Regions from separate parts of the Homo sapiens genome. Here regions 2 and 3 are each linked to region 1. Evidence: chromatin contacts called from ENCODE Hi-C or POLR2A ChIA-PET data. All regions are on one chromosome and are shown on one strand. Each heading gives the region's core, a stretch centred on a gene start or an enhancer-like site at or near the end of the contact. The rest is flanking DNA. Distances are from core to core; before and after follow the strand shown.

Region 1 (3,256 bases), core at 321-2,820:
AAGCACTAGCAACTGTAACATAATAAAACTTAATAATGTTAAAAAGTTAACATTGTTGAGTGCATACTATATGTTGTTCTAAGTACTCATGTGTATTAGCCCATTTGACAGTGCCCTTATGAGGTGGGTGCTCTTATTATCCCCATTTTACAAATAGAGAATGTAGAGATAAAGGAAGCATATTCATCACCAGTTTTCAGGTAGCTCATAATGTACAGAAGAAGAATGAAGTCCTAGTTCTCTGGATCCAAATTTTTTTATTCTTAATCTTAAAAATGATTTTTTTTTTTCAGACAGGGTCTTATTTTGTCACACAGGTTAGAGTGCAGTGGTGCCATTATAGCTCATTGAAGCTTTGAACTCCTGGGCTTAATCAGTCCTGCCTCAGCCTCCCTAGTGGCTGGGACTACAGGCATGCACCATCATGCATATATATATTTAATTTTTTGTAGAGGTGAGATCTTACCGTATTGCCCAGTTTGGTCTTGAACTCCTGGCCTCAAGCAATCCTCCTACTTCAGTTTCCCAAAGTGCTTAGATTATAGGTGCTCGCTACTGCACCTGGCCAAATAAGCAAGTTTTAGACTGACAAGTTAAATGCAAATGAATGACATGTTTGTGTGTGTAAATGTAGGTATAGACAGGTCATCAACCAAACAGAAAACCTGACCCATGACTTCTGCACAAGAAGCAATATTTCTGAAGAAAGCTTCCAAATGGGATTCAGAGCCCCTCACCTTGCCCCCAACCGTAGTGATTCTTGAGCAGTGCTGTTACTTCTAAGAGTACAGAAGGTATAGATTGTTAGGTGAAAAGTGAAATGGGCAGTTAATTATTTCTCTGTTATATATGAATACCAAATATTCGGATAATTGTAAACACATAAATCACTGATTTTATTTTCTACAGGTTATTTAGATGTTTGGATGTGTAAAGATATAGCCCTGAAGCAAATGCACAATAAATTAAGTATAAAAATATGATATGTCAATGTATAGCTGATAGAAGGACCACCAAATTCTATGGTAGAAAGTCTGAATTCTTGTCCCGCTTTCATTTTTTTTTTTGGTTTAGTCATATGTAAAATGTGGGTATAATATCTTTCCTGCCTACCCTGTGGTTTTCAGAGGTTCAAATAAGGTAAAGCATTTATATACACTCTAAAAATGGTAAAGTACCATAAATAACTCATGGAGAACATGGCCAGTGTGGGCCAGTCCCAGAGAGGCATCAGGGTTGAAAGAATACATGCCATGCAATACAATAATACCATAAAATAACTCAGTTCTTTACTTGATTTCTTGATTAGAGAGACATGTGCCCCAGCAACAAATCTTAAAATCCCTCTTTTTGTCTTCCATCTGTTACCTGCACACACTCCAAAGCTGTTCCCTGTCATTTCTCAAGAAAAAAAATTAAAAGAAAAAAAAATTGCAGCACTTTCACTTTCTTATCCTCATCACTGTATTATTTTCTCCTAACTTTCTGTTTAAAAATAATTCAAGAACTGGGCTGACAAGTAAGGGCTTTCCAGGAGGGCAGGCTTCTCTTTAATGAGCAGAGGGAAAGAAAGGCTGAAAATGGAGTTAAATTTTTTCTCATTAAATATTAGTAAATGGATGGATATAGTAGTACTAACAGCTGGTACGTTTCTCATCTGCCGAACAAAAGGAATCTGTTTATCTGAGGGTGGAAAAATAAAATTGAAAGTATTTTGTGAAGACATGTGAACAGAGCAAAATAATTGCCTGGGGAGAGAACAACAACAAAAAAAAAGGATTCAATTTTATTAGATTGTAAAGTTTTCATAGAAATCTTCTAATTGTTTTTTTTTTGTTTTACTTGCCATACTTTCCAGCTTACTGTACTTACATTTTTAATGAATCAATAAAGTGTATTACCCTAAACATACACACACACACAAACACACACACAAACTCGTAGTGATTGCACAATTCCAGTGAGTTTGAAATGTTTGAAACTTGATGGCTTAAGAGCTATTTTTCTTCTAAATTGTTTTGTTTCTCTATATTCCCATCAGTTAATTCATATACTGAGCATTGAGAAAATAATATCAGCTGATATGTTTTTATATGTTTTGTTTTAATTATCTGATACTTCTTTAAAAATATCTGAAAAGTGTGCTATACTAAGAGCAAATACTTATCAGGCAGTTGCACATTTTTACTATCCTATTGAAAGAAAATAAAAGCTTTTTAATTAAAAATTGGCTATAGTGATATGAGTACAGAGGTAACATGGTGAAAAAACATCCAGGGTTATTCTGATTAGCCCTTTTTTTAGACTACTTACATTGTGCTTTCATTTTTTTCTCCCCGAAGTCAGAGGCACACATGTAAATGCCACTAAATAAATAAATAAATAAACCTCCCTTGGAAAAACGTCTTGCGTAAACTCAACAAGCAAATAATGTGACTGTTCAGAGTCAATCAGCCTTAAAGAAATGAATGTTATAACTCAGGGCCCAAATACAATGCTGTATTTGCGTCAGTAGGCACAGTCCTCATAACAACTGGTTATTAATCATCCAAGCGAGGCGATGTCATTATTACCTGCCACAAAGGGGCAAATTTAAAGGAAGTCTTTTGCTCTGATGGGCTTATTTGCATGCATATTTTAAGAAACATATTGTCTGTGGTATAAATAAATAACTACTGAACAACTGACATAATGGTAAGGCACGGTTTTTTGAGTTACTGCTTCAGGGTAGCTTGGGATTTAATAATAATGATAGCTTTTGTTTTTAATCATTTACCATGTGCCAGTTTATTTCTCATTGATCATCTCTAATCTTCACAAGTGCTCCACAAGTGAGTTTGGAGGTCTGTTTTGTAGCTTTCTTGCATTTACAGCACATAGTTTAGTAGTGACACAAAATAACTGTTTAAGTAAATGTTAGTGCTATCATCATCATCATCATCATCATCCCTGCAGTGGTTCTTTTAGAAACCACTTCAGAAAAAGGGAGAGGAGGCACTTTTTATTATCAGTTGTTTCTTAGTCTTTTGTCAATGAGCTTTAACTTTAAATTAAAAAAATAAAGCATGTTGAATGAATCTTATCTCTGAGCTTAACTTATATGGTGAAAAATGATTATAAGACTCATCTAATACCAACCTTCAGTAGTAAAACCTTTTTCATTCCTCTAGATCAGATGTACAAATTTGATACAAAAGAGTTGTAAGCTGTAGTCCTGAATGAAAGCAGTACCTTCTAGGGGTGGTGGGGAAATGAT
Region 2 (3,539 bases), core at 572-3,071, 87 kb before region 1:
AAGCAGCTTAGAGTGTCCTCTACAAAGCCAGTATCCAAGACTGCTGGCAACAGACCCGACTAATTAAAGTGAGGTCCTCATTCAGACGGCCTCAGCATCACTTCAACACTTGCCTACCCCAGGCCTGCTCCAGGTCTATTGAAAAAGAATCTGCAATCCCCATGTGATTCATACTCACATTCATGTTTGAGGAGTATTGGCCTAGAGCAGTGGTTCTCAACCTTCATTGCACATAGGAATCAACCAGGCATCTTAAAAACAAATTAAGGCTGTCTGGGGCCCACCTGCAGAGAGTCAAAGTTAATCAGTTTGGGGGTGTGGCCTAAGCACTGGGATTTTTAAAAACGGCCCAGGAGATTCTGAGGTGCAAGGAGGGTTGAGAGCCACTGGCACAGGGGCAGAAGAGGCTATTTCTTCCATTCCGCCCCCTCTTTGTTGCGGAGGCAAACTGAGGTTCCTGGAGTCAGAATCTATCAGTCGTGGTGACTGCCCTGGTTGCACTGTAAGTATGGGGGGACGTCTCCACGAAAAAAAACTAACTTTCTGCCTTGTGCTCTGCAGGTCCCTCCTTCTCCCACCTTCCCCAAGTAGCTGCTCCTGACCCCCCCACACACCTTGGCAAACGACACCAGTGGCCGATAGCAACTGGTGTTTTAAAAATACTAATTTGGAGCCCCATTTGAGACCTACAACGGGAGAGTCTGCATCAGATTCGGCCTCAGATTCTACAGCATCTGACTACATTCCCAGGTGTGTGTGATGCGCAGCCAGGTTTGGAAGCTAGTGAACTCCACAGTAGGTCTAGCCTTTCACCACGTGAAGTCATTAAGGGTTTGTAAGAATGAATGAGCTGTCAAGAGAGGAAAGGCCTGGTGCAGTGTTCCTTTATTAATTATGAGGAAAGTGATTTATTGGCAATGATAATGCTTCTCTTGGAAAGGGCAAAGAATGGTTCGTCGATTGCTGCATTAGGTTTTTTCCCACTCAACCTTAATGCTCGGCTTTTACTCCTCACTGTAGTTTAAAACCAGCACGCCTTTCACACGAAACAGACTCTGGGTCTTTATTCCCAGGTGAAACGCATCTTTGAGGGAAATACCAACACAGAGACTCTGTCCCAGTTCTTGGCCGGGGGACACCCTCCCCCGAATATCTCTGTTTGCTTGTGTCAGCATCTAGTAGCCAACGTATAGTTGTGCATATCTGATACGTAGAAAAACACAGGGTGAGGATTAAAAAAAAAATCATTGATATATGCCCAGATCCTTTTGCTAAAAGAAAGCTTCCTTTAGCAGAAGGGCAGGAAGTGAGGGAAGAAAGATAGTTGGATTAACAAAGTCAGAGGTGAGAAACGGGTAGGCGAATTGGGGGTCAGGGTTCTGTCTGCGGAAGAGAAGAAGAGGGTTCAAAAGAAAAGTTGCAGCGCCTGTGTGCGCGTGTCATCGATGGGCTGGGTGCGAGAGACAGCGCTAGCGCGCGGCCACAACGCACTGCGGGGCCGAGAGCCGGCAGGAAATCGAAAAAGCTGCTCGCCGGCAGAGGCTGGGAGGCTGGAAGGGCTCCCCACCCGCTCGGTGCTCCAGAAACGCGCCGGCTTTGCCCCGACGCGATCGCCTGGGGAGCCCAAGGGGCGCGCAGGGGGCCCCGGGGCGCCCGGCAGCCGCGGGGCCGAGCGCGCGTGTGAGCGAGTGCGAGGCTGCGGGCGGCGGGCGGGCGAGTGTGCGCGGGAGGGAGGGGGAGCGCGCGCGCGCCCGGGCCCCGGCCCTCCCAGCCTCCCGGCCTCCGCGCCTGCCTCCCGCCCGCGCGCACCGCTGCCCGCTGCCGCGGCTCCCGCTCGCGCCGGCGCTGCACGGTAGTCAGCCCGCCGCCGCCGCCTGCTTTGTGCTTCCCACAGAAGATGGGAGCGACCTCTTCCTGATCGGGAGCTGTTTAAAAGGAGGGAGTGCGCCGTATTTTCTACTAGCGTGGAGGAACGGAGGAAGAATCCATTCACACTCCCCAAACCAGGTAGGATCTTATGATGGACAGGCAGAAGGCATTTAGTCAGAGACCAAGAACTATTTTCCATTTGCTGCTCATAAGGCTACACTTCCCTCTGCTTTGGCAAACGAGCGGCTTCTAAATTTGTGTGTGTGTGTGTGTGTGTGTGTGTGTGTGTGTGTGTGTGTGTGTGATGTGGTGTGTGCGCGCCTGCACATTTTTCTGGGTGTCCGCGCTTCCCAGAGTGAAATTGCTCGGGCTGGTGCGTCTGGGCGTGAGGGTGCCTGCCTGCCTGCCAGTGCAGGCTGCCGGAGGAAGAAAGGGCTGCTAAGGAGAGATGCTGCACCCTGCACCGCGCTGGGCTCTGAGGATTCAGGGCGCGAAGAGCTAAGTCCACCCCGAATGCAGAGCTGCTGGGGATCCAGGCGTCCCCACCCACTGGACTCTTCTCCGCGGACATCCCTCCTTCCGGTAATCCCTGGGGTCTTTCCCCAAGGCCACATTTCCGAGCCCCCTGTTTTCCAGCGGGCGTTGGGTGCTCATTCACCACGGACTGCGGAGAGGAGGGAGGTGTGGCGGGGCAGAGACAGACGAGGAAGAAATGTAGGGGGTAGCAGGGAGTGGGCTGCGGGGTCCACGTCTCTGGGCACTGTGCCGTGGTGTGCTTTGGGGATTCTGCACACACAGGCATCTTTCCCCAAGAGATTGGAAGGGAACTTTGCAGCTGCATTCTCTGCCTCTGGAGCTTTGCTGGCTCTTGGGGGAAATGGTCTGTGTTCTGAGATGTGAAGATATCCTTTTTGGCTCCTCCTTAATGAAGAAGAGGGCGGTCTTATAGCTGGACAGCCGGCCAAAGAAACCAAATCCGCCCAGGCGATGCTCTTGAAAATACAGTACGTGTGCATCCTTGATTCTTTAAATCCACCCCCTGCATCACCCCCGCCTCTTCTCTATCCCCCCCACCACCCCGTGGATTCTGTTGCTGTTTGATGAATGGCTTGGGCTGGCAATTTGTATTTCCCTCTCCAAAGTGGTAGTGGTTGAGTTGAGAACAGGGGTGATGAAATTTAACAAAGCATTTTTAGAAGAGAGCAATGTGCATGTTGTACGCAGTCATTGGAAAGTCATGCTTTGCGCTAGGTATCCTTTTGAAGCCCCCGAACCTGGCTCTCCTGAAGCCGCTCTCTCTCTCTCCTGCTAGTCAGCTACTAGTGGTTGTGAATATAACAATACAAACTTTGTCCTGCTGGAGGTGTAAAGACTAAAAAGAGAAAAAAAGGATATCAGTGGGAGGTGTAGTGGAAGAAGCTTTTTAAAAAATGACAGATGTGGTGAAGACAGTACAAGCGTCCTGATCATGGAGGAGCCTCTAGCTGAGTAGGTGGAGATTTCTGATCAGATCTGGTTAAAGGCATTGCTGGAGTATCTCCAGATATGAGCAGTTGAACATGCACAATCTGAGACTTGTGCGAAGATTTCCCAAGGGAAAGAGGGAGCCACCAGGAGAGAATTCTGAAAGTATACCTCTCTTTCCCATGCCCCCACCAGCGCGCGCGCGT
Region 3 (3,394 bases), core at 135-2,634, 83 kb after region 1:
TTTAATAGCTGTTCTCTGTTACTGGGCAGGACTGGACACAGAGAAAATGATGACACTCTTTAAAATTCCTGGCAATTATTTCCTGCAAGAATGAGATTCCTCCCCGGCCCCAAAAGCTACGTCATGTTTTTATTTCGGTACTAAACGGAGCAAAGGAGCGTGCAAAAATGAAACTGATGCATCTCACTTAGCATTGCAGTTAACGGAAAGGAAATCTCTTGAGAGCAAGGTCTATTTTTTATTTTTAATCTTGGGTAATAATAAAGTTGGCAGTCTGTATATGCCTGAGTGCGTAAACAAATGTACATAGGCAAACTTTCAAACTAGACATCCTTTGTATCAGTAAGATGGATGCTCAATGTCTTGGGTAATACAGAGATACAGAAGAGACAGTCTTTACCCTTGCTGAGTGTGAAAAGATCCTTCGTTTAGTAACTGTAACAACCATTCTTTTTATTGTGTTTTGTGTCTGGGGTGAGCAAGCTGAATTCTGGATTTTATTCCAGATCAGAAATTACTCCTTATTACTAATCCAGTCTTAAGGATTTACAGAATGTTTTTCTTTCAGATTTAGTTAAATTTCCCAGCATGCCTCTGAATGAGGTAAGAAACATACATGTCCTAGAAGAAAAAAAAAGTCAGAAAAAGTGGCATTTTACTGTATTTCATTATTTTGTTATTAGAAGGAGAGGACACAATTTGATACACCAGCATCAGTCATTAAAGGTACGCTCTTGTGTGGGGGAGCTGTGCTGAAGGGATAGAAGCCAGTAGCTAATCCACTGTTATACTTTTCTAGAAGAATAAACAGACTCCTGTGAACTACCAACTTTGAGTATTAGATTAGGATAAATCCAGGAGGGCTTTATTCCACCCAAAATTCAAGTGAAGACAGAGTCTTCAAAAAGCCCCAGGATGAAGAATCACTTCCTGAGAATCAGGGAACATTTACCTTTATTAACCATCATTAGCTGATTCCGGCTTACAGAAATTCCCCTGAGAATGGGTGTTGAAGTAATCACTGCTCTCTGCTCTACTTCCTTAAAAAGAAATCAGTTTTAAATGATGGGTCTTCACTCTTTCCAGACATTCCCAGCTCCACAGACTTAACAGCTTTTCTTTGTAAGTTGCCTGAAGGGAGCAGGGCTTGAAATCAAACTCATTCTCCATTAGACTTGCCAAGGCCCCAGGCAGTGCTGGGGAAAGGTAGCTCCCTTTGCAGCATAACTTTCACGAGTGCAAGTTGGGACTCAAGTCCTGAGACAGCTCACAAGCCCTGGCTGATTTAACTTGCCACTTTGTAGCTATTCTTGGCACATAGCCTGCATAGAGTTGGCCTATGAGACTTTTCTCTGTTTATAGCACCTTTCAACTCAGGCACTGAGAATGCTGACCAACAGTGTTGCTTTTTTTGTTCTTATTGCCCTTTCCAGAAACTATGTAAAATGGAAAACAGTTCCCATTTCTCTCATTCCAGCTGTGCCATCTGAGAGCACATTTCTCAGAGCACCCCCCCAACCCTTTTTTTTTAAATACATGACCACAAAAATGTCTCAGGAATGAAATTCTTTGAAAAGCTAAGACTTTCTTCTGCCCCATCCCTGGTAAACTCCGTTTGTTAATAAGTGCTACCATGGGTGCTTTGGTGAAGTATGTTTCACAGGTGACTCTTGTGAAATCTTACTGTCATTCATTGGCTCATTCCATCAAAACTAAGCAGGCAAGTTATAAGTGCAAGACAAATGGGAGGTACAAAGATGTATCAGCCTGCTTCTAGTAGGCTACAGTCCACCAGGAAAGATAAGCAATAAAAATTCATTCTATTCATGCTAACAGAAGTACAGACAACGTGCTGAGTTACTGTATAAAGAGATTGATTAATTCTATTTGAGAGAACTGAAGTCATGTTTTACCCACCTCTGCTTTTGCACAAAACATTCTTCCTGCCTAGAGCACCTTTGCCTGGCTATTGTTACAGGGTCTTCAAAGACTCCATTCAGATGTCACCTCTTCTTAGGAGCCTTTCTTGAAACTTTTGGTCTGGATTCATTGTCTCTTTTTACTTCATTTCTGTATTTATATCTGTGACATCATATATTAATTATTGATGTGTGACCTCTTTGCTGAAGTGTAAGACCCCAGAAGGCAGGGATTCAATCTTTTATTTCAGCATTCCCAGTGCCTGAATGTCACTCTGCTTTCAAAGAAAATGATTAATAAATGAATTAGTTAATTTAGCATGATGGTATTGCAATTTGTGTGCTTATCAGAGTTTTATGATTGAAGGCAAATGTGATATTTGTATATTTTGACCACCAGTGTTTTACATCAAGAAAGAATAGTTATCCAAAAATGGAATAGATATTTCCATGTACTCATGTGAAAAATTATCTGTGGGGCTTTTCAGAAAATGGGTTTTTGTTACTTTTCCATTAGGACAGATGTTTTATCCTGTGACAGAATGGTAAAATTAAATTTCAGGACTTTTAAGGAAGAGAAAACAACCTTTTTTTTTTTTTTTTTTTTTTAGTGTTTATTTCCTCAGGTTTTATCATTAGATTCTTTTATAATGGCAGACATTCATATTTTAGAGTCATATTTTAGTCAGGTTTACACTATCAATATTCATGTCTGTTTTTGCAATCCAGAGATAATCTTTAAAAGCAGAAATCTATCTAAAAGGCTAGGGTTTAAAGTTCTTTTCATTTTCACTAACTCCTTAATATGGTATTCAGTGTACTCCATAGCTTGCAATTTACAAATGCTGTATCTACATGGTCTGCCAATACAGATGCAATTGTATATTAATCAGAATTTTTAAAATCAGAATGGAAAAGAGGCAGGGAACAATTTTTAAAAGTTTAATAGATAAAGAAACAAAGAAAATGTAGGAGAGCTGAAGACTAAATAACAAATGCATACAATAGGAGATTGGTGAGCTACAGATTTTTAGTGAACTGTGCATGTTGGGGGCACGTGAGAGCTCACCTCCCCTCAAAAAAACAGAATGTACCAACTTTTCACCCTAGTAACAGATTTTACTTTGCATGCCAGTGTACTTTACAAGGCTGATGTAATGACTTCTTCCCCTAAAAGAAGGACTGAAATAGGATTTCCAGAGCACACTTGGGAAGAGATATGCCAGACCCTATCAAACATGGAATCAAATATAGCATCTCCGAAATTATGTCCCTGTGCAATGAAAGTTGGTTGGTTTGCCTTAATAGGTCTTGCTTTCTTCCTCAATAACAATTAGGAATTGTTCCATTATGTTTCAGATGTCACAGTGCCCCAAATTGATATTATTCTAATCACTTCTCCTTATACTAAAGATCCTAGTTTAAGGAATTTTTTCTCAGTTTCTGGCACCCACTTTGGTATTCAAGAGCCACTT

What was found. A loop is a pair of places that touch in the nucleus more often than their neighbours do. ChIA-PET counts read pairs that join two places held with the same protein, here RNA polymerase II (POLR2A). Pooled maps may share reads with other maps.
Region 2: a loop to region 1 is called in a map of mammary epithelial cell, with 7 times the contacts of the local background. The contact joins the promoter of SLC8A1 here to the enhancer-like site in region 1. A Hi-C loop is called at or near these places in 6 of 168 maps with a recorded cell type or tissue (IMR-90, cardiac septum, heart right ventricle and 3 more) and 4 of 50 pooled maps. POLR2A ChIA-PET finds 5 or more read pairs at or near these places in 4 of 52 experiments (AG04450, GM10248, OCI-LY7 and 1 more).
Region 3: a loop to region 1 is called in a map of OCI-LY7, with 3 times the contacts of the local background. The contact joins two enhancer-like sites. A Hi-C loop is called at or near these places in 6 of 168 maps with a recorded cell type or tissue (IMR-90, OCI-LY7, Right ventricle myocardium superior and 3 more) and 3 of 50 pooled maps. POLR2A ChIA-PET finds 5 or more read pairs at or near these places in 4 of 52 experiments (BJ, IMR-90, OCI-LY7 and 1 more).

What each region holds. Positions count from the first base shown.
Region 1 is chr2:40,363,030-40,366,285 of GRCh38, reverse strand. All of the region lies in intron 2 of SLC8A1 (solute carrier family 8 member A1), which reads left to right. Among named protein-coding and RNA genes, the nearest start is that of SLC8A1, 87 kb to the left of the region's middle. Within about 2 kb of position 1,570, at least 2 of the 41 ENCODE cell types and tissues checked have a DNase peak (open chromatin) inside an H3K27ac peak, as active enhancers do; they include OCI-LY7, where a contact is called at or near this core.
Region 2 is chr2:40,450,372-40,453,910 of GRCh38, reverse strand. It overlaps SLC8A1 (solute carrier family 8 member A1), which reads left to right and starts at 1,821. Exons shown (of 11, transcript NM_021097.5): 1 at 1,821-2,007.
Region 3 is chr2:40,279,386-40,282,779 of GRCh38, reverse strand. All of the region lies in intron 2 of SLC8A1 (solute carrier family 8 member A1), which reads left to right. Among named protein-coding and RNA genes, the nearest start is that of SLC8A1, 170 kb to the left of the region's middle. Within about 2 kb of position 1,384, at least 11 of the 41 ENCODE cell types and tissues checked have a DNase peak (open chromatin) inside an H3K27ac peak, as active enhancers do; they include OCI-LY7, where a contact is called at or near this core.